Linked DNA regions of Homo sapiens: regions 1, 2, 3, 4 and 5 are each linked to region 6. A link is a loop called in an ENCODE intact Hi-C map of the cell type or tissue named here. Cell type or tissue: mammary epithelial cell. All regions are shown on one strand. Region 1 has its middle 540 kb from the start of MIR5702. Region 2 has its middle 6.4 kb from the start of MIR5702. Region 3 has its middle 450 kb from the start of MIR5702. Region 4 overlaps IRS1 (insulin receptor substrate 1). Region 5 has its middle 94 kb from the start of MIR5702. Region 6 has its middle 230 kb from the start of MIR5702.

Region 1 (5,000 bases), 310 kb after region 6:
TTTATTTTGAAGTTGGCATGATGTAGTCACATTTCCTCCCTAATTTAAATTTCCATATTATATATAAATCTGAAATCTCTTTTGTTGTCTAGCAATTATAACAATATGATAGATCAGAATATATATCAGGAAGCAGACAAGCCATAAATATGTTCAATGTTTTCAAAGATGACAATTTTAAATGTGAACACTGTGGATGAGATGAAATGGAAGGAAATATGAGGCTATTAAGATGGAAGAAACCAGGAAACATTTGGATTTAATTCCATCTTGGATCCATTCCACCAAAGTTCAACATAATGCAAGGCTGAAGCAAATGATTGCTCTCCTTTGCCCTTATTCTTTTAGTCTTCTTTGTACTTTTGCACTGCAGAATTCTGTTAATGCCACATAGTTTTTAAAGGATCATATTTCAGACCAGTTAGTAATATTACTTATTTTTTTAAAGGTCGAAAAAAAAGAGAGAAAAATAAACCTAATTTCAGGCTCTAGACGAATCTGGAGGGGGTTGTTTAAAGTGTTCAAACACAAGACAGCGTTAGAGTTGTGCGGCCAAGATGAATTTTGAGGAACTAACCCTAAACAGGAAAAATGCTTTTGTAAAACACTTAATAATGATTCTTTCATGAAAAGTCCTTTGATCCAGAATAATTACAGGAAACCAGTGGAACCAATGAGGGGCTACTACTGGGGACACAAATCTAGTTGGTAATTGTTCCAGACAGTGTATCATCAACTTGTATTTTATTTAAAACTATTATTTTGCTTATTAAAAAAAGTTGAGAAGTGAATTTGATGATGGATAGAACAACACTGCATACACATCCTTATCCATCAGCTGAGTCCCATAGTTTGCATATGCAAAATAAATATCACTTCAAATCTGTAGCTAATTTTTTTTTTTTTTTTTTTTTTTTTTAGTTTTGTGGGGAGATTAAAACCACAACAAGAAAGAATAACCTGCAACATGAGTGGATACTATGGTTGCAAAAGTTATTTAATATCCATATTTCACAAATATTCAGCAAAAGATTTCTTAACAAAATTGAATGACTTTCAAATGGACTTATTTTGAATGTTTTAAAAACTATCAATTTTACCTGAAAACAACCAATTATTAGCTGATTTTAATAATTGATCTAGAGATTATATTTACAAAAAAAATATTATGGAGCCATTACATAGCATTCAAAGTCATATCACTTCACCATTAACTGAGATATAACAATTTGGGGCAACATAACATTTAATATTCTTGAAATTACCTAAATAAGACCATTTGTAATCAATAATACATTTAAATTTTCACCCTGTTGAAACGGTGGCCAAATACATGATGATTGGATGCAAAGTGCTGTGAGTTCCATAAGACAAGCATTTATCCAATATGATAAACATCAGTATAATAAAGGTATCAGGAAATTTCTAGAAGTAATCGATGATCTGTTACTCTTTGGATGAACATTGACTTGTGTTTAGGTATTAGGAATATGTGTGTGTGTGCATATACATATGTATGTGTATGTGCGTTAACGCTACACAAGATAAAGATTGTTGAATGCAAGTATAAGATTTAAAATGTTTAATTTGCATTGCTTTGTCTGCTATACATATATATTTTTAGATGAGCAAAGCTTAGACAAATTGATTTTTGTTCATATTAATAAATAACATAGCATAAGTATACTTATTTTTTCTAGTTTTATCAAAAGTTTTTCAATTTAGAAACAATTTAATGACAAAACTAAAATATTGAAACTGGACTTCAGAACAAAATCTAATCTTTTAATCAAAAGCAAACAACTAGTTTTGGCTTGAAATGTAAGACATAATGTGTATTTAACCATGCTTATTTAGGTAGAATGTCTTATCTGATCCCAAGTCTACCCCTGATTTTTCTGTGAGCTCCCAAGTTCCTATTTCCATTGCAAACTCTCATTTTCTATAAAAATGTGAACTAACCTAAATGGTTTTTCCATAGACAAAGGCCGTAAAGTCACAAAACACTGTGCCATATAGTAATTTTTAACATTTTATTGGTGTAATCAATAGCAACCTGTATTATGACTTCTTTTTCTCTTGAACAAAGAATTTTTGAGTCCCAATCAACTGAATCTTTGTGATTTTCCAGCCAAATACTTTTAAAAATACCAATTAGCCAATCTTAAAAATTGACATATAGCTGCCATTAACACAGACCTTTTTGTTGTGGGATTTTACAGATATAATATGACACTGAATCCCTGAATGTTTGACCATTAGGAAAGCATAACATTTTCATAACGTTTTTATCCACTTATTTGTCGACTAATCTAATTGATTATTCTCCTGTAGCATTTTATCCTGTTTATGAAACTCTTTCCTTAGCCACCTTTATTTTGCAAGTGCATGTCATAAATTATAAAATCAATGGCATAGCTTGTCTGGCACCCGTAAAATTGATAGCTTCCCTTTCTTTTATTAGCATAATCTGCCAATTTATTATGAAAGAGTGAATGGCATGCTTGTGATTAGAACTGGTCATGACAGGTCACTTGAAAACATATTGATGGTGTATGAGACATGCTTTTTAATTAAAATGTAGGTCTGAGCTGGCTAGGCAAACACCAGTTTCTCCTTACTCATCACATTTATTGAGTCATGTATTTGCTTATTTATAATATTTTAAATTAACAATGATGAGTCAGATTAGCATACAGAAGACATGCCCCAGAGAAAAACAGAAAAAAAGCGTGCTATTTTACTTAGGACAAGCAAAAGCATACTGCCTGTAAAAATACTGTAAGAAGGTGAGAACATTAAAAATGATAACTCGAGATGTATAAAGTTTTACCAGATTTGCCAGTCACTTTTAAACCTACCCCTGTGTATTTGCTTAATATCCACTCAATTGTCTTAAGCAAGAACAACTCCCCCACTTTCACCCACTTTCTTTCACAAAGTTATAACTTAGGCAAGAGAGTCCCAACTCCAATTGCACAATATCCTCAGGGTTACTGTGAGCTCAAAGGATGTTGTGAAATCCTCGAGGCAAAATTAATCGTGATGTGACTTAATTTTTTAAAGTGAAATGTGTACCATAAAGTACCCCTAAGAGGAGGCTTAGTGGATGATGAGGGAGGTAATGAATACAGCAAACGATTACAGGGTGTCAGAACAGCAGGACTGGGGTGGCTGGCAGTGACTACTACTTTCATCCCACAGACATCTGCGGGTGAGGGCAGCAGATGAAAAGCCGTGCATCTTCTCTGTAATTTGTATTGCCACAGCATTCCATCTTGGCCACACGATTCAGTCACACGTACTTTTGTTGATTCAGAAGAATTTCCAAAGGACAAGCTTGCACTGTTCTTGCCATGAAAGAGAGTTCTGCTACTTTTTGATGAAATTGAGAGTTAGGGTCTGGCTTTATGTTTGTTTGTTTTTGCTTGTTTGTTTTGGAATACAATCTATGATTTCTAAGCACCCCCTTTTACTTTTATTTTTACTACTAAACAAGACAAAAATATGGATCCAGTCTAAATAGGACAAATGAGAAGCAGGGGGCAAGTGTGTTTTGCCCCTGGTAGTATCTCTGACTTCTTTTAGATTTTGTGAAGTGATTGTGACATAAAAAGAATTCAAAACAATGTTTTTAAATAGAGTAGAATGCACTCAAAGTCCAGGTGTGATAGGGTAAGCATGCTATTATTTTTTGGAGATAAGTTTTGAAATGATGAATAATCAATTATAGCTATTTAATGGAGGTAATAAGTGGATCAGGTTGCTACCTTAAGCTGACATATTAATCTTTTTCAAAATCCTGCTGTGTTTCATACTTGTTATTGCCCTCAGCTCAATGTACTCTACATAGTCCAAATATAAGACATTCTAGTATAGTGGAATCTGATAGTATACAAAGCTCAATTCAGGAAGAACAGATAAGATGTGCTTGTGCCAGTCTATTCCATCCCTCCTGCAGCATTGCTACTTAACTTCTCCAGGCCCAGCGAATTCCTAGCTTGATCATAGAATTCCATTGGTAGCTTTGCATGGTTTTCAACAGTTGTCTAGGCTGCTTATTTTCCCTCACTTTCCAAATTCATCTGATCTGAGCATATATGGCTTATGCATTATAGTTTACATACTATGGTTTATGACTAAGGATGTAACGATTTTTGACTTTGTTTTATTGCACTTGAGCTATATCAAATTAAACTGGCCTTCTTGTTAATTTATCATTGGTAAAATATTTCATATGCATTTTTTTGTTAATCCTGTACTTCAAACCTACGAATAGCTTGCTTAATTGTATTTTATGAACTGAACTGCAATGACCTCATACTTTGGCTTTACCTTTGTAATAAATTGACATTAGTAAAAAAATGTTAGTAAGTAATGTGGAATATTGCTAATATCATTGGGCTTGACATTTGCTTGGAAGGAAAACTAGGAGACACATCTTTTGAAAGACAAATCCATATACAATACATTCTGTAATATTTTTCTCATACCTCCATAAATTTCCCCTTGTGGATTTTAGTCTTCTCTGTCTGATATCAGCCAACACGCTGTCTTGATGTAAGACTGTGTAGCATGGAAGAAAATGAACTTCGGCATCAAAAGGACGTGGTTTTGATTGTAGGTTCTGTCCAAACTTTTGATAAGTTATTTAACTTCTTCAAACTTCAGCTGCCTTACCTGTGAGGTGGAGATTTGATATTTACATTTTAAGGCTGTTTTAATGTCAAATGAAATAATATTTGTCTAACAACAAGGAAGGTACACAGAATCAGTAGTAGCACTAGCCCTACTATTCTATTGAAGAATCTATAGAATCATGACAAATGATCTTGATGGATCTTTTCACCATTTATGGGCCTTAAAACTTTAATGCATTCATTCATTCAATAATAATTTATTGAACAACTAACTTGGAAACATAACTACAGAAGATGAGAAGATGAGAATCAGTAACTAAGACTGATATGTTCTACTTTCTATCAGTATGACTAGTAAGA
Region 2 (5,000 bases), 230 kb before region 6:
CTTTGCACACTGGATCTTGTGGACTGGATTTCTGGAAGATTCCCAGAGAAGTTCCACATTGAGAGTGTTTGTTGATAGATAGCACAGGTGCACATCTCACAGTTGAACTCGAGGTGTTTAACCATTTTAGGCAAAAGCAAAACAAAGCACAAACAGCCAAAACAAACAAAAAGGGGCAACTGTAGTGACAATAGTATAACAAGACCAACAGCAACACTAGAGAGTTATTAGTTCAAGTTTTATATTCTTCCCAGGACGACTGGGATTATTTGCTAACAGGGAAAGAAACAAGGGATGGCAAACCTGAGTACAAACCAGCCATTTACCTTTACCAGGCATCAAATATTCCTTTGCCCTTTTGCCTGGCACAATATCCAAATAAGTAGTTGTATTAGAGTTCTTCAGAGAAACAGAATCAGTAGGATGTTGTGTGTGTGTGTGTGTGTGTGTGTGTATTTATTGTAAGGAATTGGCTCATGATTATGGAGAATGCCAAATCCCAAGATCTGTAAGTTGGCAAGCAGCTGGAGATCCAGAAGAGACAATGGTGTGATTCCAGTCTGAAGGCTGGCAGGCTTCAGACCCAGAAAGAGCTGATGCTTCACTTTGAGTCAAAAGGCAGGAAGTAACCAATGTCCCAGTTCAAAGGCAATCTGGCAAGAGGAGTTCCCTGGTATTTGGGGGAGTTAATCTTTTGTTCTATTCAAGTCTTCGATGGATTGGATGAGCCCCATACATGTTAGGGAGGGCACACTGCTTTAGATGTTAAAGTCATCCCAAGACACCCTCACTGATATGCTGAGGATAATGTTAGACCAGATATCTAGGTATGTCATGGCCCAGTCAAGTTGGCACGTAAAATGAACTATCACAGTAGTTTTAGTTTACACCAAGCATAAAAGAAAATCCCAGTTTCCCAGAGGAGCACGAGTACTCATTTATCAGGATACCTGTGTTTTTCCTCTGGCTCTCTCAGCTCAGGGTATTCCAACTACGCTTTCCTTCATGCCTCCACTCCCAGTTATTTGCCCAGAGACATAAAGCTGAGCTTTACTACAGTCAGTTACTTGGGACAGCTGTCTACTACTCTGGGAAGTAGTAGCTATCTACTACTCAGGCAAATAGGATTATCTCCCATCTTGAGAGTACCCAATAGTGGGAAGGCTGCCATGAAGGAACATCAGGCATTCTTGCTGTTGCTCTGATTTGTCTTAAACAGAAATGCTGCACTCAGTCAGTGCTGACTATGATCTGTCTTGTTGGTTTAGCTAGTGGGGCATTAAGGAGCATGTGGGAGAGAGGGTTTTGGTGGATTGCAAAAGTGGCCACAATTTTTTATGCCTGGATTTGACTCTGAAACTCCTCTTATCAATAGGTGGAAGTGATTTCCCCACTTCTTGAATCTAGGCTGACTCTGTAACTTGCTTTGGCAATGGAATGCGGTGGAAATGGCAGTGTGCTAGTTTTGAACATAGATTCCAAGAGGCCTTGCACCTACCTTTCTTGCTCCCTTTTGGAACACTGCTCAGATAATTTATGAACAAGCCCTGGCTAACCTATGGAGGATGAAAGATTTTGTGGAATAAAGACTAGCCATTGTAGCTGATACTCTTCTAGACCAGCCTACCTCAACTGGCTTAGCAGCCAACCACAGACCTATTTACAAATCCAGCTAAAACCAGAAGAACTGTCCAGAGGATCAGAGATCACAGTTCTATAACCAACCTGAAGAACTGTGAGCTAAATAAATGGCTACCATTTTAAGCAACTATGTTTTGTAGTGGTTTCTTATATAGTAAAAGCTAACTGATAAGGAATGCCTGGAGTGGCATTCCTTATATAGGTTCCCTGAGCATTTTTATGGTTCCCAGCTTTGGAGTAAAGAATTAATAGAGTATTTCTTCTGGCAGAATCAATAGGTTTCTTCCCCCTAGAATTTTTTCTGATGTAGCCTAGCTCCTAAATTCTCCTGACTGGCATATGTATAGACTTAGGTTGTTTGATAGGATTTTCAAATTTTGGCATAGAATCCTGGATGACATAAGTCCGTGGGCTTTGAATATCTGTTTCAGTAGCTCTTCCATGAACCCTGACTTCTCTCTTTTCCTTGTTCAAGGAAACGCAGGTTCTAACTGGCCAACTGGTCGAGCAGTTAATAACTACTCTCATTTCCTACTGCATTCATAATTTACTGTTGAACTTCCTTGACCTCAATGGCGTCACAGATTTGAAGAATTACAGAGCTGTTTAGTGGAAGTGAAAGAACAATTTCACAGGAGATTCATAGATTTTGATGACTATGAATCATATCTTAAGAATTTGTGGCTACCTTTGAAGCACAAAACCACGGGATGTGTCTGAGTTACTCAGGATCAATGTTATTTCTGTGGTTCAGTTTCCCAAAGATCTGACTGAGCTGAAAATGGACCATGCTCACCAAGACCACTGGTAAAAACTTTGGGTATATTAACCAGAATTATTTTTAAATTTCTGGCCACACTGCCAAAATCTTGCTGAACTTTGGGTTTTCTTGACTTTGTGGAAGTGTTTCTTTCATGGAACTGCTGGGATCAAAACTGCATCTGTCTTAGGGATGCAGATTGTGGCTGGGAAATGAGATGTGTCTTAACTTAAAGAATGTCTGAGCTTCTTCAGAGTAGCTCAGTTTAAAATGTTTTCTTATTGACTGATTGAGATGTGCAAGCGGCTGCCACCTGACTTGTAAAAATGGATTTTCAAGTGTATTTGTTTTTTAGATAGCTTCATACTGAGTGAAGGAATACATAGCCTGGAATTTCCTCTAATTATAAGCCTAATCCAGTTAGTGCACAAATCTGGCAGATATTTTAGTGTAATACAAATTAATGTTTTCGTTTGCTTCACCTGATTTGTTTAGTTGAAACTTAAATGTGTTTTAAATGTGAATTTTTAGTAACTATGTATCAATTGCAACGATCAACAATTTTTTGGAGAAATCTGGTAGCTTTACTCTCCTATAACCTTGCATGTTTTTGAAATATTTTCTACTATGATTGCAAAATGATACTACTCTTCAACTGACAAATCACCTTCATCCTTTATCAAAAACATCTTCCTCTAAGAAGCCTAGTTTCAGTTTGGCAGAAGAGAGAGGCTATACGTTTTTAAGGGGTGACAATATGCTTTTAGCTCAGCCAAGCCTGGTTTATTAGACCTTCAATTAAAATAATGAGTTCAATGGCTATTTAGTTTATTAGTGTTTGTAGTAGTAGTGATGGTAGTAGTGGTAGTAGTACTACTAATTACATTTATTGGGCACTGGGTAAGACTAAGTAAAATTAGCTAGGTCATCTCATTTAATCCTCATAGCAATTCTGTGAGGCAGGCATTATTATTATCCCCATTCTAAGATGAGGAAACTGAGGCACAGTGAAGTCAGATGACTTCTCCAGGTGGTAAATCTAGAAAACAGAACAGTTCAGGCCCAAACAGTGTCATTTGACTCAAAACTCACAGTTGTCCCAAAATACTATACCAGCATACTGTCTCTTACCTAAATAGATTGTCTCGCTGTAATAAAACATGAATGGCTAGTGGCAACTCTTTTTGAGCAGGCAAAATGGATGCTTAAAACTTAATGTCAGTCATTCTAACTCTGGTTTAAGCACCATTGTAGGTGGGGTCCTGGAACAGGTTATGAAGAATGGTTATGAAGAATGATGTCAAGTCTGCCATCTCTACTGGATCATGCTCTGAAAGATCTTTTAGAGTTTAGACCCATTCATGGCAAAATGGAATACCCTAGAAGTAGGGGAGAGAGGCAAAAAGAAAGGGAGAGAGACTGAGAGAAAGGGAAAGGAAAAGAGAGAGAGCATGCTCCATCTTTACCACTATCAAGGAATCATTGACCATCCTACATCTCTCCAGGTCCTTCTCAGTGACCCAGGACATCTCAGTACAACGTAGTATTTCAGTCTCACTGCCTGAAATATTAAAGGTCAAAACACATTTTAAGGTGTTATCTCTTTCCTGTCTCATTCTAATCAATTTTGTACATAGCTGGTTTCATTTGAACTCAATCATTGTGATTTGCCCCTTATGGGCAGCTACAATTAATCAAGTGCATGTTAGTCAACATAGTTTGTGTACACCACATAATGAAAATCCCATGAAATTTAGGCATTTTGAATGTTTTAAGAGCAAGCCTCAGTGAGACTTCCCTTGCAGAACCGACTTCCCAGCTGGAGGGAGATGCATGGCCCATGCCTTTCCCAAACAAATGTGTTTGTGACATTTCCCTGTGTAAACGCTGACTTTGTTGGGGGGAAATCTGTGGTGCCTGGAGAGATGGGAGAAATAGATTTCGGAAATGCTAATCTAGGGGAGCAATCCGCAGTATTGCAGCCTGCTGGGGCTGTGTTCTGCATGCTCCCCACAGCTGCCTCTGAGCGAACTTATTGACAAAGGCGAAGGAAGCTTACAGTGCACCAGGATGACTCACTCCACGTTTACTGGGTGGTTCACACGGCTGCCTGCTTGCCGGAACAGGAAGGCCCTTATTGTGCTCAATTGTTTTCCTGAATGCCTTTCTCAACAACAGCAAAAGGAAACATTACTTTTTGGCTTCCAGCCATCCTGGCCACTTGGTACTTCCAGTGCTTAGAATGCAAAAGTTGGGCTCAGCCAAGACATGCAGAGGCACAAGGCTGCAGTTATTTCTGTCTGTGTTTCAGATTAACCACTGCCTTTTGCAGTAAACAATCCAGGGTGATTTAAGACAACGGGAACTCCCTTTACTAGCAACAGCCCCGACCCGAGTTTGACCGTTTGTTTTATGGACTTGTTTCATGTACAGTAACCCCATGGGGGGCCTTGACACCACCACCCACTGAGTTGCCTGAATAAAATAGAAAAGGCCCTGCCTGTCAGTTACCTCCTTCTTGAATCTGATTGTTCCAGAGATACTGTGAGGGAGGGGAAAGTGCAGCCTGGAGAAAAAGGGAAGGAGGAAACCAGAAAGT
Region 3 (5,000 bases), 220 kb after region 6:
TGAGTCCTTCTTTCTCACTATTCTTAAGCCAATCACAGATGTCTGTAGTATTTATCCATTTAAAATGACAGGCCAGACAAATGCCAGATTGATCAAATAAAGATGAAAATAGAAAATGGGGCTGTAAGAGAGACTGGGAATTAAGATGAATGCTACAGAAATATGCTGTGGTTTCAGATGAAACATCAAATTTGTTCGTGGTATAACCCCAAGTATCAATTTATGAATAATATGTTATTTGGGTAATACTTACGTTTGAAAATATTTGGAATTCTTAATTTGATTTTTTATAGCTTGTGATATTTTTTATTTTCAGTTTTATTATGAATTTCTTTCTCACAATCTTTCAGCTGGACTGGTAATCAACTTTCCCCAAAACTAGTCCTAACTAGCCTTTGAAAACTATTCTCACAGTTCCCATCTAAGCCTGTTAAAATTAAGCCTCTTATAATGTCCTCCCTCTTCTTACCCCCGATGCTAGCTTGAATCTACTGTTTCTTTACAAGAAATCCTTTCCACGTTCCACATTCTGTACTTGTTAATAATTTCTGCTACTCTACTAGTGGGAAGAATATTTGCCCCCACTTTATTGGGGAGAAAAGATAGATGAAATATTGTACCTTTTGGGGCTGAAACATTTTGATTATATAATTTCAATACATTGTTTTTTGTTATGTTTTTCAATCTTCTCAAGAGTGGCAAAATTGTCAAAATGTTAGAAAAATGTAATTGTCTCTTCAAGAAAATACAAAGAACTGATATGAAATATTTGGCCATTTTCTGTATTAAATAAAGCAACAAATATATATTAGCTTTCTCATCCTAATCATGAGTAGAAGATTTGTTTCTGGGATACTCAGAAATGTTAACCAATTCTACCCAGGAGATAGAAAAAAAATTCCTATCGATTTTTTGAGGTTTAGCTGGAGCTATAGTTATCATTTTGTTCTTGAGACACCTATATCTTTATCACACTTGAGAAAACTAAAGAAAACAGACAATATAGATCTAAACTCTTGAAAATAGGCAGGTAAAGTCATTAACATGTGATGGGTTTTGAAAGATTCTAGAAGGTTCTGATTCCTGCCCCTCTCCCAAACTCTCTCTACTCCTGCCTCTTCAGAAACATGTCTACATGTCGGGTTGACCCTCTGTTTTCTTCACTTAAGTTACCCTTTTTTAATGTATGGTTTCAAGTCCTGTTAAAATGCAAGAGCATCCTTTTTCTTGTTTTGCAAAAACAAAAAACACAACAATGAGTGTATTTACTTTGCAGAGATAGCACCATTGTTACTGCAGAGTGTGACCATGATTAATAGCAACTTCAGGTGTTGCTTGCCTAGGAGGTAGCCTCATTAAATTGGACTGCATCCTCATCTTCTGAATGAAGAATCTGGGTGGTTTTGATAAGACAGTAAAAGGTTCAGGGAGAGAACTTAACCACTTGAAGTGCAGGTGCAGGTGATGGTGCCACAGAAGAGGTTCAAGGACACAGAAGGAGACAGACACTGAGTAGAGACAAACTTACTTGCTTTACAATTTTGCTGAAAGCAGCTTTGGCAGAAGCCTGCACTTATTGTCACCCAACTTGTTTATAGTTGCCAGCCCACATTTTAACCTCACCTCAACCTTCAAAATGCAGCTAAAAGACATGATTAGAAATGAGAACACCTACTACTCAATAAAAAACTATTAGGTCCCAAGAATCCACAGTGACAAAATGCAATTTCAGATAGATACAATTGTAAATTTCCTTATTTAAAATCTTGTCTCTCATTTAAACTCTCTTCATTTCATCTTTTGTAGGCAGGGCTTTTCTGCAGTAGAATCTGAATATGAACAGTCAATATGCCTATTAAAAATATATTTCTAAGATAAGGAGGAGTTGTTATTTATTCTTTACCCACACCATTAGCATATTATTAGCAGGATATTTTAAGATTACATAAAGTGTCTTTATGTCACTGAATCATATAACACATTATTATATATATATATAATATACACATATATAAACACGTATGTACACATATACAATATACACAAATACACAGAAATGTGAAACAACCTTTTACTTTTGTATTAGCCTTAATAACTAGTAATACATGACCTCCTATGGGCCTAAGATTATTAATATTGTTCTCATTTGACAGAGGAATTACCTCAAATAACCTGTTCCCACATAGAGTTTTATGGTCTGCTTTCCAAATAGTACAAATTACTCTGAAGTGAAATTCACAATGGAAAAGTTCCAGAATCACATTCTTGGCTCTGGAACACAATGCCTTGGTTGTCTGCCAACTTTCTTTTCTTCATTGTTCAGAATAGTTTGTAAAAAATGTTTATATGTGTCTATATTGAGCAATAGCTCCACTGTGTTCTCCTTTAAATTTATTGCTGGCAGCTTCCAAGATAATTTGGGAAGGAAAAGATCAGTATCAATTGAATAGTTCATTGATATCTAGGAGATCTCGCATTATCCTAAATACATGATTAATTTGTATTACAGAGACTCCATCTGAAATGTGTGGTCAGAGAGCAAAGGCATGAACCAAGACTTATAGGAACTTGCCGATAGAAAAAGATGCTACTGCCAATTTATGATCTTACCAGGGTAAATCTTTCAATGTCCCGAAGTTTCATTATAAGCATCATTAAAAAAAAAAATCATTTAGTATTCCATACAACATTCTGGGCATTTAAACACAGTGCTGTATAAACAATGCAAGGAACATATATTCTAATATTAATATACCTGTAGAAATTATAATACAGTATTACACTGAAATAGCATAAAATATGATTATGTAAAGTTCATTCAAGAATGCAAAAATGTTTTACTATTAGGAAATCTGCTTATCTACTTACATAACTCATCATATTAATAGGATGAAGAAGAAAAATATGTAACTCAATAAAGAAATTTGATAAAATTTCATAACCATTTCAGTTGAAACTTATTAAAGTGGTCTATTTTTCTTAATAGGATAAAACTAATAAAATTCAACTAATGTCTTACATCACACTAGAAGGATTATTATAAAATAAAGAACAAAATGTGAATTTACTCTCATCATCGTTTTTTAACATCATTCTTCAAAAGCTCACCAGTCCATTAAAAAAGAATAAAAAAAGGAAGTGGTATAAGGACAGAAAAAAATAAGGTACAATTGTCAGTATTTTATTTTTTGATTCTATGTCTATAGATCCCAAGACAACCAGGTGGAGGGAGGGGTGTTAGAACTACTCAGAGTTCAGCAAAAATAAGCCATTTAAAAATTAATTTACAAAACTATTTTTATTTTGACAATAATCCATTGAAATATATTGGAAACAAAAATAAAATGTTCTAAGAAGAGCAAGAAACACATGACACCTTCGTGAATAAAACTATAAATATTTTCTTGAAGTACATAAAATAAGACTTAAAATATGGACAGTCGGTTTTCCAAAGATGTCAAATTTTTTAATGAATCTATGTTAAGTCAATCCTAATGAAAATCTAAAGATATTTTGTTTATTTTCTAGAATGTGATCAACAGATTCTAAAGTTGATGTGGAAAAGAAAATATCTGATTATACAGAAACATCTGAAAAATATGAATGTTGAAGGAAATTTTAAAATTCATTGAAAAGCCATGGTAGTCAGAAAAGTCTGGTACTGAAATAAATATAAAGATATAGGTGAATTTAAATCCACTATTATGCTCCCTTAGTGCATATTGAACAGAAGAATCATTTCCTGGGCATGGTTTTTAATCACTTTACTCCCATTGACCTTGGCTCCATAAGCAAACAAAATTCACTGGAAAATTTACAGTTCTTGCTCTTGTATTCAACAATCTTTTTTTTTTTTTTCATATGGATGGACAGGTTATCTGAATGCAAAAAAATCACTTTTTAATGTCAAAGGTGCTAATTCATTAGTTCTAATTTCCTATAAACATTTATAGATTTTGCTGGTGTTTACGTTTTATAATATTCACATATTTAAAAAGCTATATGAATACACACATATATGTATATGTGTGTGTGTGTGTATATATATATAAAGAACACATGTTTAGAGACAAATGAGAAAATATAGATCTTTACCCACACTAGACATAATTCTTCTTTGTCATCATTGGCAATCTGATGGACTAAAATTAATATCTCATCTTAAAAATGTTATATTTAATTACTAGTGAGTTTGAAATTTTGCCTTGTGTTTATAGGATACTTATATTTTCCTGTGTGGATTGAATATTTATATTTGTAGGCCGTTTTTCTTTCTAATCTGGGTTTATATTTTTACAAACTGATTTATAAAAGTATATTTTCATACTAAAGGTATTAGGCCTTTATCTTTCAAACATGTTGCAAATGATTCCCCATATTGTCATTTGACTTTATTTAAAATGCATTTCATCATGGAGAAATTGTACTTTTTATGTAGTCAAACCTGTCGATCTTCCCCTGAAAATTGGAAGAATAGAAAATGCAGTGGAGGATATGAATGCAGAATATTTGTGGACAATTAGGGAGCAGTATTATTCTCCCTGAAATATTAGACATTTTAGTAGTTTTTTTTTCCTACCATGATTAACTCCGTACATGTCTTACATTTACCACAGTATCACTAGCTTTCATTTAATTTTTTTTTCTTGGTTTGCCTATTTTTGTTTGCTAAATAACGGAACTCCATGAAATGGGACCTTAACTTTATTTGAATAAAAATGTTTATGTATAAGAACTTAAAAACAAATCAGTCAGCTTCACTTAATTCCTGAGAGGGCCTCAGCAATAGTGATTGTTTCCCTCCTATGCTAATCATAGGCAGCATTTCCCAAAGACTATGACTTGGAACTTCTCCAGAGGTGACTGGTAGACCTATCCCCAACAAAGTGTTCTAGGGCCAATGAATCTCTGGGAAATTCTATATTAAACAAAGTCAAATATGTTTTTTTCTCCTCAGCATGACTTAGAGTCTTTTATATACTAGTATACACTATGACTTC
Region 4 (5,000 bases), 360 kb before region 6:
GATTTCTATTCATCCTGCCCTAAAAAGATCAGGAGTAAGAGCTTTTTAGAAATATGTATTTAGAGAGAAGTACCTATCTATTTTGTGATCTCTCAAGAAAGTAATTATGGGTGACGTTCTCCTTTTGTTCATGTACCAGGATTTGTGAAATATTATTCACACACCGACCCACCATCCCACGGGCCTGGCCTCTCTTGTACAGGATATGCAGGAAACTCTGTATGTGTCTGGGACCCATTATTAAGAGTTATGGGAGTTCATCCTAGGATGTCTGCCTTATAGTTATCTCTTCTTGCACTGAGACATTACAGATATCATTTGGGGGCTACTATATATCTTCTGTAAAATTACTTTTATTTGTTGAGAAGAATGCATACTAAGTCAGGAACATGCCTTAATTTGTTTTGTTTTGCATTGAGTAGAAGGGCTAAACTGTATACCCTCCACTTTTAGGGTTATTTGCTGTGTGCCTTTAAGTTCAAAAGTAGACACCACAGTAAATGCTGAAAGTTGGCTTTAGGTCTTCTGTGGCTAATGCCGTATTAAAAATGAAAAACATTTGTAATAGGAAATTAGCCTGCCCTTCGTTCTGTTGATCCTGTTTTCTGGTGGTCATAATTGTGGGTAGAAGAGAGTACAGTTTGCAAATAATGTGATGAGTTGGCAATGCAGAAGTTTCCAGCATTTGGAAACACTTTACTCTGACAAACTGATTATCTTGTGAATTTTATCTATGCTCCACAGAATGAGCTTTTAAAAGCACTGATTTTTCTTAATTTGTGTCCATTCATAAGAAATTAATCTGTGCCCTGGTTTCCTATTGACAGGTATTTATTTATCATGTGTTCATAGTCTTCTTAATTCTGTTTCCAATATTTGATCCATATAATTCTCTATTTTATAGAACAAGAAAAAGGTATATGAACACTCAAATGAAGATTTTGGGTGATATGTTACAAAAAGCATTTATTTGATCAGTATTTACTTCAACATTTATTTTCATCATTCACTAGAAGAAAGATTTAATTGTGTATATCAACATCAGTAGTACAAATCTTGTTATATCAAATGATGTTTTTGGGAGTCAGAATCCCTCAACACTTTAAGCATTTGTATTATAAAGTGCCTCATTGGTAAAATAATGAGAATTTGAAGAAAACCAGCCCAGCAGAACTAAAATTTTGGTTTTAAAGGAGATAAAGAGAATAAGTTTTTCTTACTTGTCATCTTAATTTGTTTAGGTTTCTTTTTATAGAGTAGAATAAATGATGTTTGCTCTGAAGAGAATTGATGACCAACTAGAATTTTCATTTTTAAAAAGGGCTTTAAAATAAAATTCTCCTATGTGTTGGATGCATTAAAAAAACAAAAACTCTACAAAATTCTATCCTTAACCTTCTTTGGGAAAATAAAATATTCTGGAATAATCATATAATCCTATTTCTAATAATTCTGGAGTAACAATCGACCATGCTTTGCACAGTGCCAGGAAAATTCTACAATGCGTATTTGAGATGTTTGTGTTGGTGTTTAAAGTGAGGCACCAAATGCTACCTGGCACATTTACATCCTCAATTCTGCTTGCTTGCCTGTGCCCTGTTGAGTCCAAAGATGTTATTCTATAGCTATCTGAAACAGACAGAAGTCAGACCTGTGAGTGGCAAACAGCTTCTGCTCCGAATGTGTGTGCAAACATTATTTTCCTCACTTCCTCAGCAATTGCTGTCTTTGCTTCTTTTCCTCATTTCTCAGGTAAAACCTGAGACTCGGTGAAAGGAATAGAGGTATGATGAGGCGTGGGCTCTGTTGAAACATCTCGGCTTGTTTAAAATTTTTCATTGTCTGTTAAGAGGAGAACACTTGTGAAGCACTGAGCTCAGGAGCTCTACTTGTTGGAAGCCTGTCTGCTTTACCTGTAGTCCAGTGACCTTTTCTGCCTGCCCTTTCTCTTGCATAGCCTCTTAGTTCTGGCTTGCTCGTTTTCTAGTACTATCCCCTGCCATCCCTTTGTTTCCACCTCTTATTTCATGTTCCTGACATTATCCTTTTTTTCTTTTGCTCCTTTTCAGAATTTCGCAGTACTTGTGGCCCACTCTCTGCAGAGAGTAAATTGAGAGCCCAAGAAGCAGGGCAAAAAGAGCCTCTCAGACTCGGTCATAGCAGCCCTGCCACCTTTACCTGGCATCAAATTTATCTTTTAGTTTTGAAACTGCAGCTGACAAAGACACAGACCCCAGCCATGCCTTTTGGGTTCAGTTTTTTTGTTTTTGTCATTCTTTGTTATGCCCTCCCCCTTTAAAAGAAAAAAGAAAAAGAAAAAAAACAGAAAAAGACTCTTTCCATTTCTTTTTCATTCAGTTTCCTTTTTTGTGATGTCAAGGATTCCGTACCTCCAAGGTTGCCTCCCCTCCCTCCCCTTTCCCCAGCCCTGTGGCCTTTTTGGCTGGCGCAAACCCTCTCGGCCCTGGCACTTTCCCTTTTCCGGGTCACCTCCGCTTCCTGCATTCCTTCTCCTCCCTCTTCCGAGCCCCCTTTCGCCCGGGGTGGGGGAATCTGCAGCCAGACCGCCCTCGGGTCTCCCGCCCCCGCCCGTCTCGGGTCATCCAGGGCGGTGGGGCCCCTTCCCGGGCCGCGTGGTCGGCGCTGGCGGGCGAGGCCCCGCCCTCGGGCACAGCCGCGCGGCTCTGGGTCCCGGGCGGGCGGGGCGGTTGGGCGCTGATTGGCCCCCACCACAGCCAATCAGCATGTGAAACGGCTGAGCCGCGGCGGGCGCGGGGCGGGGCTCTCCGCGGGTCCCCTGGCGGTGGTGGCGGGCGGGCGTCCCTGGGCCGCTTTCTGCCACCCTGCCTGGCACCTCTTTCCCGCGGGTGCCCGCAGGCCGAGCCGCAGGCCCCCTCTGCACCGCGCCCGCCGACTGAGGACGTTGTGCCCTCAGCTGTATTCTTGCATTTGGATCAGAATCCTAAGAATGAAAAAGTCCAACCAGCCCACGGACGGGGGCCGGAAACACACACTTGCTCTTATTTTTAATTGAGAAAAATCCAGGCCGTAACCATGTGACGAGCCCCATTTTGTTTCCCTTCTCTCTTTACTACGGTTTACTACGAGGCCACGTTCCTTCGTCTTCCGGTCTCGAGATCCGCGAGCAGGAGGGAGTCCCGCACGTGGCTGCGGGCCTGCGGGCCAGGTGGGGTTGGCCCGCGATTCCTGCCCGCCCCCCTCAACCAAGGGAGGGAGAGAGACCTGCGAGTGCTGCGGATGCCATCGTTTTGGGTCATGGGGGGAGGGGGAATTCCTTTGGCTTGAAAGTGCCCTAGGCTCCATACACTTTACTGCAAAGCACCAGAGCTAGGTAAGAGCTGGGAAAACGCATCCTCCTGGGCTGTGAGGGAGCTCACAGCGAAATGAAAGACGGGACTGCAGCTTGCAGATCCTGAGAACCCGGTGTGACAAGGGTTTGGGTAGTGTGTTCCTTAAAGGCTTGGAGGAAATGCTGTGGCGTTCTCAGACACAGATTCATTTTTCCATCATTGACAGTCCCAGTGACAGCCCGTCAATTTAGGCTGGGCACATCGATTTTGAAAGCTTGCTAGATTTGTGTTGTGTACCCTCCAGTAACCAAAATTATGTGAGATATATTACTACATGGGATGGAAAATGTGTTCAGATTTGGCCTTTCTAAAATAAGGAAAATAAGAAAGAAAAGTGCTATGGGAGTATTTTCTCCTCCTCCTCCTTCCCTCTCAAATAAGCATTTCTCACCAGCCAACATCCCTCTTGCATCACTGAATCATAAGATCCCAGGGCAGCGCTTTTTCTGAGGGGCCAAGTGAAACATCACAGGTGGAAACGTACCAAGCAGGTGCAAATGTTATGACCCAAAACTGCTACTGAGCAGTGGGAGAGAGTTTCTCTGTTGTTCCAGAAAAGTTTGAGCAGCTAATAATTTGCTTAATGTTTGCAATTGTTTAGGTATCTTTTTATAGTAAAAATAAATCCATAAAATGTTGCATATATTGTAGTCATTTCTCTGAGTTCCCCCTCAATAAATACTATCTCCAGCATTGCCCTACAGGAAGAGACTTGGGATCCAAAGGGCATGCCACCTTTTTTTTTTTTTTAAATCACAATTCCAGGAAAATAGCTTTGTGCTATCTTAAATGATGCAATGGAAAAAGCAGTTCTTGGGAGCCAGAGATCTTGGGCTCCAACACAGCCTGTGCCCTTCACTAGCAGAGTGACCTTGGGCAAGTCACTTAATTTCTCTGGACCTATTTCTTCATCAGTAACTTGAGGATTTTGTTCTAAATTATTCTAACCTCCTTTGCAGCTCTAAACATAGGAATGTTGTGGAGAAAATGACTGATACTCTTTAATGGGTCAGTTGCAATGAGGATTCTTTCCGAAGAAGCTGTTGACAGGGTCATGATAAAGCATGAGAATAGCCTGTTCTGTCCATTTCTAGCCTTTGGATCAGACATTCTTTATGGACAGACTGGGGCCTGGAAGGAAAACATTGTTTGATTCAGGCCTGACATTAACTTTTCTTGCTTCAAGGGGGCATTTTCGAGTTTTAACAAACCCTAAGACAAACCCTCCTGATCGACCAGCCTAAGTTTTTGGAACCATCTCTAGACTGAATTATGCTCCTCTTCCTTCCGCCTTTTTAAAAATAAAATGTGTGTGGGAATGCAAGGCACCTGCTAGTTCCTACATCCTAAGGTCAGCTCTCAGAAACATCCCACCCCTCCCCACACTATAGAGTAAGCTTTAACCAGTGCACACTGTGGAAATTAACACATGCATCCTGTTGGAAATCACCTCTTTTTCAGGGGTGGTGTGTTTGTGGATAATGTGTCTCATTTGTACCATCAGTGTTCTTCAGTGAGACAGCCATTTAAGTGAATGGTAAGGAAATTTGAGAAGCCAACTGGGGACTATAGGAGGCCTTCCACAATTTTTTCTTTAGCTTTATTTTTCTCTCTTAGGTGTATGAAACA
Region 5 (5,000 bases), 140 kb before region 6:
AGATTGGAAGTTTTTTGTTTGTTTGTTTTTTAGCAGCCATACCACACTATTGCTACATGTCATGCTTGCAGTCATCTGAACCCTTGATTCCTTCCCATGCTCCACATATTCCTGATTCATCCTATGCTGCCTCTCTTCTGTCCTTTGTTATTAGTCCCAGTTTGGATCACACATCAGGTGATTTCACACCAAGAAACTTTATAGAGAGAAGTTGTTTCTCTGCTTGTGTGATTTCCTCAAAAAGCTCTTTTCTGATAAAATTTTAGTTTTAATTGACAAATAATAATTATATACATTCATGGGGAAAAATGTGACGTTTTGATATATGTTTACATTGTGGGATGATTAAAATCAAGTTAATTAACACATCTATCAACTTATATACTTATTTTTTTGTGGTGAGAATGTTTAAAATCTCTTTTAGCAATTTTGAAATATACAATACACTATTATTAACCCGAGTCACTGTAGTTCAAATTAATTTTTCAGGTTCCTTCTAACCCGTCTGTTATGGCCTAAATTGTACCCTCTCCAAATTTATATGTTGAAGCCCTAACCCCCAATGCAACTATATTTAGAGAAAGTGTAATTACCTTTAAAGAGGTAAAGTTAAATTAGGTCACAAAGGTGGGGCTCTAGTTCAATAGGACTGTTGTCCCTATAAGAAGAGGAAGAGACACCAGGCTTTTTCCTTTCTAACACAGAACTTTGTTATCCTCCCTCTTTGTTATTTATTTACTTATTTTTAAAATAAATATCAGGAACCAATAGAGGGGAGCTCGTCCCATCTGGGAGTCTAGGGCCAGGGGAGCACATTATTCTGTTCCTGATTTTTCCCATTTTCTCACTTTCTCTTTATGTTCTAAACCTCATAATTCCTTAAAATCTCCATATTTCTTCAGATTCTTTTCTCATGGGAGCAGCGGCAACACCCCTTTATGTGTGCTCTGAGGAGGGAGACGGGATTCAGATGAGGCTGTTTATGAGAGACTACTGTTTATAAGTCCAGGGTTTATAAGTTGTCTTTTCCTGTATATGTATGGCAACTTGAAACATTTAAATTAAAATTCTACGTAGAGCATACAATGCTTGAATTATATCAATTTTTGGTGGGCACATGAGAGAATTCTTCTCTTGTGCTTGGGCACAAGAAATACTTGTAGACTAATGTCTAAATGTCCATCATTTTCTCTCCACATTAAAAAAATTACACAGGCTGATACCCATATTCATGCCAAGTCTCTTTTTTTTGTGGTATTTTTCTCTTTCTATAACTTAGGCCATTTTCCTCAGCATTTCATCATCTTGTATAACCAAAAAGTAATTCCTTTCAATTGATTCAACCAGAAGGCTGAAAACCATAATTATATTACCACAGAGATCATTAAAAATACATACAACTGAATAACAACAACAAAAACACCCTTTGGCTGTATTTTTCTTTGTTCTTTATCCACAGAGGAAATAAATTCCAAGTACCTAATTGTGAAGGGTGAAGTTGGCTAGCCTTAGGGTTGAAACTCATGGTAGATATTAAATTTGCTAGGAAGCCAAGCAATTGACTGCGTACTTAAGTTGTAAATTAACATGCTCTTTATATAAAGATAGATTCACCAATCTGTGCCTTCAGTATCTTCCCCATACTGTGTGTGTGTGTGTGTGTGCGCGCACGTGTGTGTGCGCACGCATGAGCGCATGTGTATAGTGTCTTTGGTTCCAATAAAACCATAAGAAAAAACACAAAAGTTTACAAATTTCACAAAAGGTAATTCTACAGGGAATTGTCGGTGTTGTATTAATGACTTTCCTAGATAAATATTGCCTCTTAGGTAGTAGCATCAGCATTAAAATAAGAGTCAGTTTCTTCACCGATGCATTTATTTTACTTTAATTTTCTATTATTTCGGTGTACCAGGATGCTTTAGAAAAAAAAGGTAGTTAAATAACAGAAGCTAATAACTTTCTCAGTTTAGTTTTTATTTAAATTCCTTCAAGATCTAATGATTTTCTGGATCCATTCTGGGTTCAAATCTGCCAGATAAGGAATCTTATCATTTTGGATTCAACTATGTTATTTTCTAAGAGGGTTTTTTTTCCAGTAGAAATCTTTCACCTCTAATTGTCATAATTGCTTATGTTATTTGATCTTTGTAATGAGCAAAATCCAAGAGACGACACTCCTAATCATCAAAATGTCAAACATCCTTGAGAAAAGTGGTAAAATAGGTTTCATGCCTCATAAGCTTTGGGGCAAATGCGAGCTTTTAATGTCTGAATACAGGGACTGCTCCTTGTCAGAGGGCAGAACTGTCACTGGTGGGTGGGAGGAGGTGCATGGCAGAGATTTGGACACATGGGATCACTCACCTTTTGGATTATAGTCAGGTGCGCCCACATCCCTAGCTGATAGCTCTCTGTCTCATTCCTTCAAGGCTGCATTGTGGATCAGCATGAGCAATGCACACACCTGGGCGCTGAGTCAGCATCCATGTTGGTGAAAGGGGAGCAACCCAGCGTTAGCATTTGGCTAGAAAAACAAAGTTTAAACATTGTGTTCTTATGCAGTGTAGTAAGAGCAAGAACGTCATGTTATTTACATTTTAGGTTCTACTTATCATGAAGAGTCACAGGTTTATATAATAGGACTGTGCATGGACTGACTTGTATCCATAACACAAATACCTCTGTTGAAGCCCTAACCTCCAATGTGACTGTTTTTGGAAATTGGACCTTTAAAGAGGCAATTAAGTTTCAATGGGATCAAAGGATAGGGCCTCAATTCAATGGGACTAGTGTCCAAAGAAGAAGAAAGGGAAGAAGAGGAAGATGGAGAAGAGAAGAAAGCCTCTACTCACACAGAGAAAAGGCCATGTGAGAACAGAGCAAGAAGTTGCCATCTGCAAGCCAAGGAGAAACCAACCCTTGAACTCCCAGCCTTCAGCACTATGAGAAATGAACTTCTGTTGTGTAAGCCACCCAGTCTGTGGTATTTTATGACAGCCGTAGCAGACCAATACAATGTTCATTAATAATTCCAGAGAAATTGTGTATTGAAAAAGGAGTCCATTATATTTATTTCTACCATTTGCACACTTGGTTGAGTATTGTCAACAAGCTGTCCTCTTATTTATTGAAAATAATGTATCTCAAACCTTAATGTTTTATTGCCGTATAATTAAGGAGACTGGAGAAGCCTCTAATCTTTTCTGATAGGACAGTAACCCAGTCACTACTGAAAGATGCAGAGAATTAAAAGTCAACTTAGTTATCAGGCACTCTTATGAACAAAAGGCCATCAGATTGTGGGCTCATGAAGAGGCTGAAAAACATGACATGCATTGCATTCATCTGTATTTCAGGAAGACCTATAAGCCTTAAATGGGAAAGTCTGAAATGTAAGTGCAAAGCAGGATTGCATGATATACACACTTTGCTGGAACTACCCATTGTTTAACGCAGGAACAGAAAATCTAATACCACATGGTCTCACAGGTGGGAGCTAAACATTAGGTACTCATGGACATAAAGATGGCAATGATAGACACCAGGGACCACTAGAGGGAAGGTAGGAGTGGAGCAAGAGATGAAAAAAACTATGAATAACTATTGGGGTACTATGTTCGGTACTTGGGTGACAGGATCATTTGTACCCCAAACCTCAGCATCATACAATATTCCCAGGTAACAAACCTGCACATGTATCCCCTGAATCTAAAATAAATTTGAAAAAACAAAAAAATGAACCACCCGTTGTCAAAGGCAGGCACTCTCATCATTTTATTATGCAGTTGGATGATAGTTTGGGATAATAACCAATAAATGTCAAGAGATGCCTCATGAGAATTGTTACAGAAGAATGAAAGAAACAAATCAATGGCAAATTTTTTTTCCTTTTTCTTTTTTTTTTTTTTTTGAGATAGAGTCTCACTCTGTCACTCAGGCTGAAGTACGGTGGCTTGATCTCAGCTCACTGCAACCTCCACTTCCCAGGTTCAAGCGATTCTCCTGCCTCAGCCTCCCAAGTAGCTGGAATTACAGGCGCACACTGCCATGCGCAGTTAACTTTTTTGTATTTTAGAAGAGACAGGGTTTCATCGTGTTGCCCAGGCTGGTCCCGAACTCCTGAGCTCAGACTTCTTTTTTTTTTTTTTTTTAATTATAAAGATGAGGTCCTGCTCTGTTGCCCAGGCTGGAGTGCAGTGGTGTGATCATAGCTCACTCCAGCCCCATATTCCCAGGCTCAAGCAATCCTTCCCCACTTCAGCCTCCCCAGTAGCTGGGGACTATAGATGCACACTGCCATGGCTGGTTCTCAGTTAGCGTTTTTAAGCTTTAAACATGAAGATATGCACATACAACACCAATGAAGTGAGAGAGAACAACTTGTCTTCCTCTATTTACCTTATCTTTTTTAGATAAAGATTCTATCAGCATGGTAGGAGGAGAGAGTCAAATTTAAGGAAGAAAGTTTAGATTCAGGGAGACTTTTGAGAAGGGGCCCATAGCTAGTTCAGACAAGGGGTGGGGAAGACATGATTAAAACCTCAGATGAGTTAGATCATCTGAGAGTTGAGGAGACCTATTTCTTCCTTCCTGGGTATAACTCATAGACATGACAATTTTCCTAGTATATAAGGCCTTGCCCATGACAGGGGATGCTTTGAGTAGAAATGTTTAGACATGGGTCAGAAATAGTCTTGAGTAGTTTTTTTCACTCCTACTCTTAGATTTCTTGTGTGTTCTTGAGAGGCTCAGATATGGACCCAGGGAAGTCTTACAGCCAAGGGGAAGCGACCTCACAGCAAGTGTCTCTGTAACTCAACCACTGAAGAGTTGAGATGCTGCAGATACTTCAATTGGTGCATGGACAGGTGATATTCTTGCACTTCTAGGTCTTGGTCTGTGCCTGCCCCCAGGAGCCTAAGAGCCATCTCTGAGGAGGACCCTCAATTGCATAAGATTTTGTTTCCTGCTTCCTTGTTCTCAACCAATGCAATGGG
Region 6 (5,000 bases):
GGTAAATTAAGTTTAAAATTCCATGTTTAATAAAACAAAGATGTAGGTAATATGGCTTAGACATATTTAATCTAAAATGATTAAAATTGAAATATACACGTTTTTTAAAAAAGCATTGCACATCTATTTAATGAAATACATATAAGAGGGGAAGCCTCAGTTACCTGGAAAGTAATGTGATATAAAGCACATGATTTTCTAATAATAACAGATAAACAGGGTATAGAAATGCAGTTTCTTGGGTGGACTATATTAGCAACGGAGAAAATATGCTTAGAGTGTCTGACATACCACATTGCATTTGTAATTGTTCTTCAGCTATTACTTAACAATGTCTATAATAATTATACCACTTCCAGACTATCTTTGTACTTGACTCAGGTATAGCCAAATGCTTGAGGTTTGCTTTAGAAACACTAAAAATATCATATCCAAGGGCCAGACATTTGTAGGGCAGCCGTTAAAGGAGACATATAGCAGTTTTGTTCAGAGGCAAATCAATCATTCACTGACAAGGGCATTGTTGTTTAGTTGGAAAATTATTTGAAGGACAAATACAACCTAAGATGAAAGAAATAAAATAGAAATATAATTGACTAACACTGAAAATCCCAGAGTGTTAGGTATATTTAAAGTTCCAGGGCATGAGGCAAACTCCATGGAGATGGTTAATAATTAATATGGGAACTTGAAATTCTGTTTTACCAAGGAACAGAGCCATCCCTGGGGAAACACACACACACACACACACACACACACACACACACACACACAGAGATATGCATGCAGACGCACACATACACACATGCTCCAGATCCCTTTTGGTCCAATGAACTCTCTAAGGGAAGAGTGGGGTTCAGGCATCAATATTTTTAATTAGTATTTTTAAAAAGCCATGCGTGATGATGTTGCTGTTATGTAGCCAGGATTGGAAACCATTGCTCTAATCGAACCAGGCGTGTGTGTGTGTGTGTGTGTGTGTGTTTGTTCATATGTAGGGCAAGTATTATGGCCTGAATGTTTGTGTCCCCCACCAAATTTATATGTTAAATCCAAACCCCCCAATGTGATAATATTTAGAGATAAGGCCTTTAGAAGGTAATTTAATGGAGGGTGGAGCCCTCATAAATGGGATTAGCACCCTTATAAAAGAGACTCTCTTGCCTACTCTCCTCCAAGTGAGAGTACAATGACAAGCTGACCATTTGCAACTTCAAAGAGGGCTCTCACTGGAACCACCAAGCTAGCATCCTGATCTTGGACTTCTAGCCTCCAGAACTATGAGAAATACATTTCTGTTGTTTGTAAGCCACTCAGACTATGCTACTTTGTCATAGCAGCCCAGACTGACTCACATAGGAAAGGAGTAGTTAGGAAAGTTTTTTCTGGCTCTGTCACCTAGGAGGGAGTGCAGTGGTGCAATCACGGCTCCCTGCAGCCTCGACCTCCCAGGCGAGGCTCAAGCAATCTTCCCACCTCAGCCTCCCAAGTAGCTGGGACTACAAATGTGTGCCACCATGCCCAGCTAATTTTTTTTTTTTGTATTTTTTGTAGAGACTAGGCTTCACCATGTTGCCTAGTCTGGTCCCAAACTCCTGGACTCAAGCGATCAGCCTGCCTTGGCCCCCCGAAGTGCTGAGATTACCATAGAGAAGGGAAGGTAAGCCTGCTGGAAAGAACTGCCTTAGTCAGACGCTGTAGCTGAAGATGCCTCTTGCGGCTGTGGTATCCTGAGCAGGATATTCAGGGTCTAGAGTTTCATTTGCCATTCCTCCAGAGGGTTAGTCATCCTCTGCTTGTGGCTATAGCTCTTCCTCTTGGCCCTCACTACTCAAAGTGTGATCCTTTGGAATAGCAGCATCAGAATCACTTAGGAGTTTTATTGAAATGAAGAATATAAGACCCTATCCCATGGATTGATAGATAAGTAGAAGTCTGAAACTGCATTTTAACAAGGTTCCCCTGTAATTTTATACATATTAATGATTGAGGAACTTTTCTCTACAGCAATGTTTTTCAAACTTTTAACCAACACCCTCCTACATGGCAAGAAACACATTTTACATTGTGTCCTAGGAGACACACACACACACACACACACAACTGAAACAAACTTTTCAGGAGGCAAAATATATGTGATGTATTCTCTATTCTATCTTTAAGAAAAGAATACCAGCCAAGACTCACTACATCAATTTCATAATTCTCTAATAGTTCATAATATGTGGTTTAAGCACCTAAAGAACCAAAGTGACATGACAGTAAAATGGAATACTGGAAATATTTTCCCAGTTTGCAGGAAAATTAAATTAAATGGAAAACCATTTGTCTGTCTAAAGATATTTTTTCCTACAGATTTTTTTAAAGGTCTGGCTTTTGCCACTGCTCGATTGCTAGCAACTGAGTGCCAGTAAGCATAATCAAAAGTAAAAGAAAAGGAGACAAATATTCATGGAAAAAGAATTGGAAAGAGTCAATCATGCTCAGCTTAAAAGTTAAAAAAATAAGTGACATGCTCTTGGTTAAAATTACATGTGTCAAAAAATCAATGTTTTTTGAGACGAAATATTTCTGGATATGAGAAAAGTTTGGTCATGTGATATCAACAAATGCATTAAATGTGTTAACATTTAATATTACCTGATCAAGGTTGAATATCATGGCTCTAGAAAAGTATTTCTTGAATTATTTTTTGTGACCATAGTGCAGACTGAGAAGGCAGAAGACTTCACAGACCACTTATCCTATGCATTCCTGCTCTACAGAGGGAAAAGAATAGAATAATAAGAGGGAACGTGTCACTGTATAAGCAGATTTTTGTGGTTTGCCTTAGCAAAGTGGTAGAGATGACTCCTATTCGAATCACAATGTATACATGCCTTAAAGGCTAGTGATTGCAAAATTACGGTCTTCAAATGCCATTGATGGAAACATATATCACTACACACTTGGGTTAACCAAACAATCCACAACAAAGTCCAATGTAAATGAAGAAGTTAAGCCAAAAGTAATTCCTAAGTAGAAGACATTTGGAAACCACGACCAAGTTAAGACCACACTGATAATCACGTGTGCTTCCTGAAAACAACAGGAATTCCACAAGTTGTGCTCAATTAGAATTGTGCAACCTCACCAGCATTACATGGTAATGTAGGACCCTGAATCAGAGTTCTTAGCAATCTCTGAGATTGCATACAACATTAAATAACATTAAGTAACAATCATTCATTTAGAAGGTGGCCAATGTGTAACCTTTGAATGCATTGAAAAATGATAGTAGGAAGAACCAAAGAATGCACATTATCAGGAGGCCCCACATGGACTATAATCCATACTCTAAGAATCACTTCTATAGAATCATTAATTATCAAGGCCCCAACTGAGCTATCTAGTGATGACTCTGAAATTCCACAGCTTTTTTAAGGCAATAGTTTTTTAGTTCTTTTTTCTTTTTTTAATTTATTTTCTGATTTTTGGAGAAGGCAAAAAAAAAAAACCCATTGAGATTTGCCTGGGAACCAAGCCTGGGTAATTTTACATATTTCCACACTGTTAGTCCTGTCTAGGCCAGGGAGAGCTAAAAGGTTTCATCTCACAAGCCAAGTCTGATTGATTAGTAATGGAAGCCTGAGTGGCTGTGTTGAAGCCAGAAAGGGTGTCTTCATTGATAAAGGATGTTGGCCATGGGCATTGGATAGTGGAAGGGCAGCGATGCCTGGTTTTGCTGTCTCTGCTGTGGGCTCTTTTTTTCTATACATTGGGGCAAATCATGGATTTTTATCACCCCGTACATCTACATTGAGGTACCCTTCTGGGATATAATTGATAATTAAGCTTTGACATCTTCCTGCCCATGTTCACATACAGCTAAGGTTGCCAGATAAAATACAAGACATCCAATTAAATTTGAACATCAGATAAGCAACAAATACCTTTTGGTATAACTATGGCCCAAACCTCGCATGGGACCCACTTATACAAAAGATATTGTTTATCTGAAGTTCAAATTTAATTGGATGTCCTATATTTTTATTTGCTAAATTTGGCAGCCTAAATTCAGCATTTAGGACACTTGACAGTGTCCCAGTATCTGGGTTTCTATGTCACCTACCTCCAGCTTCAGGGACCACAAAGACCCTGAGTTCTAGGATAGCTTTGTGTATCCCAGGGTGACCCACGGCAAATATGCAAACTAATCCTGAATTACAAAAGTTTGATAAGTCCCAGGAATGTAGAAAAGGGGAGTAGGGGGACAGATTTAAAAGATTAGAGGGTGACTGGCATGCGGGAGTCAGGAATGTTCAATATTGTAGGTTGGGATTAAGCATGTCTAGAGGTGACTGAGGTGGGTAAGAACAGTTGGCTTGGACATGACTCACAGGGAGGGATTTAAAGGGAGAAAACGGGTGCAGCATTGTATTTAGTTCTTTCAAATCTGCAACTACTTCCATGTTAGGTGTTTATTAATGGGGTTTCTATTACTAATGTCAAGAACAAAGCATTTCCTAGGGCTCAGGCTCACACTCCGCTTGGAATAGAGATTGTAATTCTAGGTGTGATTTTGAAATATGGCAGCAATAATCTCTGGAGTCCTGCAGAAGCATTCCAAAATAATATTCCTAGCACTTGAGAAAAGAGGGTTGAGGAGAAACTATTTAAACACAGAGTGCCAGGAGTGTGTCTTTGTACTTTCTCTCTCTCAATCTCTCTCTCTCTCTCTCTCTCAATCTCTCTGTCTCAATCTCTCTCTCTCTCTCACTCGGTCTATCACGTTTCTGGGAGTAAGATCTGTTGATGTTTGTTTCAATTCAAGTGTGTGTGTGTGTGTGTGTGTGTGTGTGTGTGTGTGTGTGTGTAATTTAAAACCATGGTCATTTTGGCAATAATTCAGATGTACCCAAAGCTCTGTAAAACAAAACAACAGAAAAACTGGAAAACAGATTAAACTTGTGACCAGCCATTGAATGATTTACAGTTATGTGCTACTATTAAAACTAATT

What was found. A loop is a pair of places that touch in the nucleus more often than their neighbours do. Peaks named below come from ENCODE experiments on the same cell type or tissue, not always from the same donor. Only the 100,000 strongest peaks of a DNase experiment are listed, where the experiment ranks them.
Region 1: it touches region 6 in a loop (6-fold over the local background); 6 of 110 quality-filtered maps call a loop at or near these places.
Region 2: it touches region 6 in a loop (10-fold over the local background); 9 of 110 quality-filtered maps call a loop at or near these places.
Region 3: a loop joins it to region 6, with 4 times the contacts of the local background. A loop is called at or near these places in 3 of 110 quality-filtered maps.
Region 4: it touches region 6 in a loop (13-fold over the local background); 19 of 110 quality-filtered maps call a loop at or near these places.
Region 5: it touches region 6 in a loop (1.9-fold over the local background); 2 of 110 quality-filtered maps call a loop at or near these places.

What each region holds. Positions count from the first base shown.
Region 1 is chr2:226,116,819-226,121,818 of GRCh38, reverse strand. No RefSeq gene overlaps it. Among named protein-coding and RNA genes, the nearest start is that of MIR5702, 540 kb to the left of the region's middle. In mammary epithelial cell, no CTCF peak of the experiment used is centred here; DNase peaks (open chromatin) are centred at 2,628 and 3,098; H3K27ac peaks cover 3,678 bases.
Region 2 is chr2:226,649,849-226,654,848 of GRCh38, reverse strand. No RefSeq gene overlaps it. Among named protein-coding and RNA genes, the nearest start is that of MIR5702, 6.4 kb to the left of the region's middle. RefSeq lists a silencer at 4,376-4,465 and enhancers at 4,422-4,716, 4,606-4,735, 3,823-4,736, 4,737-5,000. In mammary epithelial cell, no CTCF peak of the experiment used is centred here; DNase peaks (open chromatin) are centred at 2,248 and 4,568; H3K4me3 peaks cover 156 bases; H3K27ac peaks cover 3,504 bases.
Region 3 is chr2:226,208,921-226,213,920 of GRCh38, reverse strand. No RefSeq gene overlaps it. Among named protein-coding and RNA genes, the nearest start is that of MIR5702, 450 kb to the left of the region's middle. In mammary epithelial cell, no CTCF peak of the experiment used is centred here; a DNase peak (open chromatin) is centred at 2,290; H3K27ac peaks cover 323 bases.
Region 4 is chr2:226,789,455-226,794,454 of GRCh38, reverse strand. The region is part of intron 1 of IRS1 (insulin receptor substrate 1); the gene reads left to right. Among named protein-coding and RNA genes, the nearest start is that of IRS1, 7.9 kb to the left of the region's middle. RefSeq lists a silencer at 2,367-3,056. In mammary epithelial cell, a CTCF peak has its summit at 2,793; DNase peaks (open chromatin) are centred at 1,774, 2,624 and 3,054; H3K4me3 peaks cover 3,440 bases; H3K27ac peaks cover 3,499 bases.
Region 5 is chr2:226,562,323-226,567,322 of GRCh38, reverse strand. No RefSeq gene overlaps it. Among named protein-coding and RNA genes, the nearest start is that of MIR5702, 94 kb to the left of the region's middle. In mammary epithelial cell, no CTCF peak of the experiment used is centred here; a DNase peak (open chromatin) is centred at 2,472; H3K27ac peaks cover 1,336 bases.
Region 6 is chr2:226,424,481-226,429,480 of GRCh38, reverse strand. No RefSeq gene overlaps it. Among named protein-coding and RNA genes, the nearest start is that of MIR5702, 230 kb to the left of the region's middle. In mammary epithelial cell, no CTCF peak of the experiment used is centred here; DNase peaks (open chromatin) are centred at 1,370, 1,760 and 2,970; H3K27ac peaks cover 3,282 bases.